2 separate regions of the Homo sapiens genome follow, and region 1 is linked to region 2. Evidence: chromatin loops called from intact Hi-C (ENCODE). Cell type or tissue: GM12878. All regions are shown on one strand.

What was found. A loop is a pair of places that touch in the nucleus more often than their neighbours do. Peaks named below come from ENCODE experiments on the same cell type or tissue, not always from the same donor. Only the 100,000 strongest peaks of a DNase experiment are listed, where the experiment ranks them.
Region 1: a loop joins it to region 2, with 2.8 times the contacts of the local background. A loop is called at or near these places in 6 of 110 quality-filtered maps.

What each region holds. Positions count from the first base shown.
Region 1 is chr20:51,479,678-51,482,177 of GRCh38, forward strand. The region is part of intron 3 of NFATC2 (nuclear factor of activated T cells 2); the gene reads right to left. Among named protein-coding and RNA genes, the nearest start is that of MIR3194, 28 kb to the left of the region's middle. In GM12878, no CTCF peak of the experiment used is centred here; a DNase peak (open chromatin) is centred at 1,144; H3K4me3 peaks cover 1,697 bases; H3K27ac peaks cover 2,105 bases.
Region 2 is chr20:51,399,354-51,401,853 of GRCh38, forward strand. The region is part of intron 9 of NFATC2 (nuclear factor of activated T cells 2); the gene reads right to left. Among named protein-coding and RNA genes, the nearest start is that of MIR3194, 52 kb to the right of the region's middle. RefSeq lists an enhancer at 1,093-1,562. In GM12878, no CTCF peak of the experiment used is centred here; a DNase peak (open chromatin) is centred at 1,228; H3K4me3 peaks cover 547 bases; H3K27ac peaks cover 2,394 bases.

The sequences.
Region 1 (2,500 bases), 80 kb after region 2:
GCCACACACCACACTTGATGTTTTACACATCTCACAACAATTCCACGTAAGATGGGCTCACTGCTACCCACATTTTACAGGTGAGGAAACTGAGGCTGCTAAGGTCTGGCAACTTGTCCCAGTCAACACAGTGAGCATAGGGCAGAGCCAGGCTCCAAACTCCAGCCTCTCAGGCTCCGAACCCACCCGCTTCCCTGCCACCCTCTCTCTGTCCTCAGCGCTTGGTGGATTCCACTCTGCTCTCTGATTACTACAGGTCAGAAAGGGCAGGTCCTCAAAGGCAAAATAAGCAAGTGCTAAGGTGCAACATCAAGAATGTGCTTCCTGGGGCCAGGCGCGGTGGCTCGTGCCTGTAATCCCAGCACTTTGGGAGGCTGAGGTGGGCAGATCACTTGACGTCAGGAGTTCAAGACCAGCCCGGGCAACATGGTGAAACCCCGTCTCTGTGAAAAATACAAAAATTAGCCAGGTATGGTGGCACGTGCCTGTAATCCCAGCTACTCAGGAGACCAAGGCAGGAGAATCACTTGAACCCGGGGGTTGGAGGTGGCAGTGAGCCGATATTGCACCACTGCACTCCCGCCTGGGTCACAAAGCAAGACTCTGTCTCAAAAAAAATAGAATGTGCTTCCTGCCGCACAGGAGAGAGAGTGGGGCAGGAAGGAGGGAGAAAAGAAGGGGCACAGAGGGAGATGGAGGGAGAGAAACAAACAGCAACCTAAACAAACAAAAACGGTAGTTCCTTGAGAGAAAAACCTCTTTAGGAAAGCCAAGAATGGCCTCTCTGAGTTGAAGAGCAGCCTCTGGGTTGAGCTGGGCTGGCTTATACAATGTGAGCAGATAGAATCCACCTGGCACTGGTGAGGGTCCCTTCCCCGCCTCCCCGGGTAACACCAGAAAGCAGTGTGGTATAGCTGAAAGCACAAAGTTTTTCACTTTGGGTCAGACATATCTGAATTTCGATGCCAGCTCTGCTTCTTGATGGCTGTGTGACTGTGAGCAATCGCTCCACCCCTGAGTTTCCATATGCTCAGATAAAAAGGAGACATCACCCCCCACCCTGCAGGCCTCTTCTGAAAGGCGAAATAAGGTGACCTTTGTTGGGCACCAAAGCACAGCACACGGTAGGTACCCATGAAACGAGAACTTTCCTTGTCATCGGAGGATGACGCAAATCGAAACAGGGAGGTGATATTACAGAACTGAATGGAAGGGTGAAGAATGAATGTGAACAAAGTGAGAACCAACGTGAAGGCCTCCCATATGGGAAAGCCCAGGCACTAATTGCAGTCTTCTCAGTGGGCTGGCTCAACAGTTGCCGGCTTGGAGTGTCAGAGGAAAGAGGGGCCAGGTGAAGAAACCTCACCATCTTTCATGAAAGGAATACTTCCCGTCCACCCTCCATCCTCCCCTCCTACAAAAGGTACAGAATGTGCCCAGAATCCCAACTGCTCAGCTGCCTCATTCTGGAAGAGCCTTCCTCGCCAGGTCCCTGGAGGTTTGATGAGAAGAACAGATAGCCATTTACTTGCTTCTCCAAAAACTCAGTGATTTGGGTTTTGCAAATAGAACTTGATGTTTTGAGATGACATGATCTACCCTTCAGGTTCCAAACTCCCCACCATCCCCATTTTCGGGAGACCTCGGTCAGGAGGCTTTGGGGCGGCCTTTTCAGGCTTCTCCAAAGGTGAGGTCTTCTCGGTGGCCTGGACCAGCCGGATCACACTCCAGGCACAGCAGACACATTCTGCAATACAGGAGCTCCACGTCACTGGCCTCCCGAGCAAAGGAAACGCCACTTCCTGCAGCCAAGGTGAGAGCGAAAGTTTTCTGCTTCTTGTAATTTCCCAGGCAGTTGAAAAGGTTCCAGGAAGAAGCAGTGCTTCTAGTGCACACCGTGAAGGGCTGAATGCACGGGAGGGGAGTGTCTGTGGCGTCTGCGGGGGTGGGGGCCCAGGCTGCAGCTTGGTGCGACTTCCATCCACCAACCTTCCCATCAAAGGGACCCAAGAAGCCAACTGCAGGCTTGGGGGCATCATTCTATTAATAATCCACTCTGTCCCCTTGTCAACTCAGCTACTTGAAAAACCGGATCTGAGGAATGACGTGTGATTTAGACATCCCGCCACAGTTAGCTATATAAATGACGCCATCCAACCTCATCACAAGGAAAACTTTGCACCCTCCATAGGTGAAGACCTTTCTACACAGTGTATTGGGATCGCTTGCAAACATAGCTAATGTAATCTCCATAACAATGCTCAGAGAAGAGCAGTGTTATCCCATTTTTAGATGAGAACGGTGAGGCTCAACCAGGTTAACTAACTTGCTCACTATCCTACAGGTCATAAGTGATCAGGTGGCAACAGCCTCCACTGGCCCTGTTTGTTTCTTCTGTTGTATGGCTGATTCCTGATTCAGAAAAAGGCAAAATCCCCCCACCCCCAGCCCCCCAAGTCTGGCCTATGCATTTTAAGACAGGCAAATCCACCCCACCAGC
Region 2 (2,500 bases):
TTCAAAACACCTGTCTTCCCAATCCCCTTTGGCCGAATTGGAATACCCAAGTCCATTCCAAATGCCTGATTTAGAAATGTTTTCTGAGTCCAATTTCTTACAGGGAATAATGCAGCGTTATTAGAAATGTCAAGTAAACTAGGATGCTTTTTCAAATAGAGGCATAAGCTCCCTGAAATCTCATCTTCAAGGGAGACAGAATGCTCAATAAATGAGATCCTTTCAGCGCTTATGCAGTTAGAGGCCTGGATTTCCCAATGTTGGGCTCCAACAGGAATTGGCTAGTTGGGGTTGGCTACTGCTGCCCTGGGGCAAAAGAAGCACTTCATCTCTCCTCCTTTTCTGACCATGCATCTCAGGCCATCTCCCAAAGCAAACATTTCCAGGTGGATGTGGCCCTAAGGCAGCTCCCACACTAAACTGCCCAGTCTCCACTTGAAACTGACTTCTTCCAAGTCCAAGAGCAGACAGTACTGTCGGATAATTCACTCAGGGCCTTAAAATACCACCTCTATCCTGACGATGGCCACATTAATGTTTTTAACCCAGACCATCACTCCTGAATTTCAGATTGCAATATCTACCTGCCCAAACTTCACAGGGCCAAAACCAATCTCTGGATCCTCACCCCTCCTCCCCGTGTCTCACCTGTTCCCATGATGGGAAACACACATTCTCTCTTTCCAGTTGTTCAGGCCAACCTGTGTGTTCCCTGACTCCTTGTTCACAGCCCACATCCCACCCACCCATACATGCTTCTGGATTTACCCCAGGTAGCCAGAAACCAACAACCTCCACTGCCACCCCGGCCCTACAGCAAGGTGATCCTGTTGGAACTGATGTTAGAGCACGCCACTCCCTGTTTTGCTCAGCTGACAGCTCTAAAGTTCTGTAATGACCAACACGTTGTCACTTTATCCATATCTACTCATTTAAGGAGCACTTCAGTGGATCTCAGGCATCAGGCACAGGTCTGAAGTCACACCCTTGGAGGAGTCGTTCGAATCTAGTTGGAACCCCAGGGACCAGGTTCTTCAGACCATCCACCCAGAACACGAGTTCTCTCTCCAAACCTTCAAACACCAAACCACATGGTGCCCAGTGTTAATATGGGGGGTGGGGGGGCACAATGGCGCTATCTCAGGGGACTCGAGAAACCAAGCCCTGTTCTGTCACCTTCTCAGAGAAATAGAAAGCATCACATGATGGCTCCGTCTGCAGCATTCGGAGGTGCAGCTTCCTGTTTAGTCATAGAGTTTCACTCTTTGTCAGCTTCTTTGTGGAAGACAGAGGCAGGGCCTGTCTTCATTCAACTGAGGCCCGAAATCAACTCGGGACCAGGCCACCGCCAAACACCCTCCTCCGCAGGTGGCTACTCGCTCTGCCTTCCTTCATCCTCACAGACATCTCCGGGGGTGGTGGTGAGAGTTCCATTTCTCAGGTCAAGTTAGTAAGGCAGAGAAAGATGGGGCGACTTGTCCAGGAACAGCCTCCTAGCATTGGGTAGAGACCAGATGTGGCCCCAGCTCTATGGGTACTAGTCCTGGGCTAGGGTTTCCCCAATTTGAAAGATCTTCTGGCTGCCCTGGGGCCTCTGTTAAAATGTAGACTCACATCAGAAGCTGTTGGAACATAAGCACTTCAACAGTGCCTCTGCCTCAGTCTCCCCAGCCACGAGATGGGGATGAGAACACTTCCTTGGCAAAGTCACTGAGGATTAAATGAGATGCTATAGGCCAGGCACAGTGGCTCATGCCTGTAATCCCAGAACGTTGGGAGGCCGAAGTGGGTGGATCACTTGAGGTCAGGAGTTTAAGACCAGCCCGGCCAATATGGTGAAACCCCGTCTCTACTAAAAATACAAAAATTAGCTGGGTGTGACGGCAGGTGCCTGTAACCTCAGCTACCTGGGAGGCGGAGGTTGCAGTGAGCTGAGATGGTGCCACTGTACCCCAACCTAGGCAACAGAGCAAGACTGTCTCAAAAAAATAAAAATAAATGAGATGCTATAGCTGGCTCATTGGCATGTGTTTATTAAGCCCACAATATGGTCCCCTAAAGAAGATGGAAGAGAAAGAGACAAAGACCAGTCTAAAAGAGGCCATTCCAATAACCAAGGATACCATTCTGTTTCCCTACATATTTAAATGGGAGGTAAGTCCATTGATCCACGTGAATGTGCTGGTCAGTTGTCAGTAATATGGAGATGCGGACGTCAAGAGAAAAGGCAGTATTTAGACTTACTACATGGTCCCTAAGTGTCATCTACAAATCCTCCCAAAGACACAGGGGTACCTCAAAAACCACAATTACTTTTGCGCCAACCTAATACAAGGTTACAGCCTAAGACCTATACAGTGGCCTTGCATTTTTACCCCAGGCATAAACTGGTGAGTCATCCCACTGATCCTATGGACTAGGTGATAATTTAAGATGTAAATTAGAAGTGGTTCACTGATGAGCTTAATCAATGGTGATAATTTTCATAAAAACACAAGGT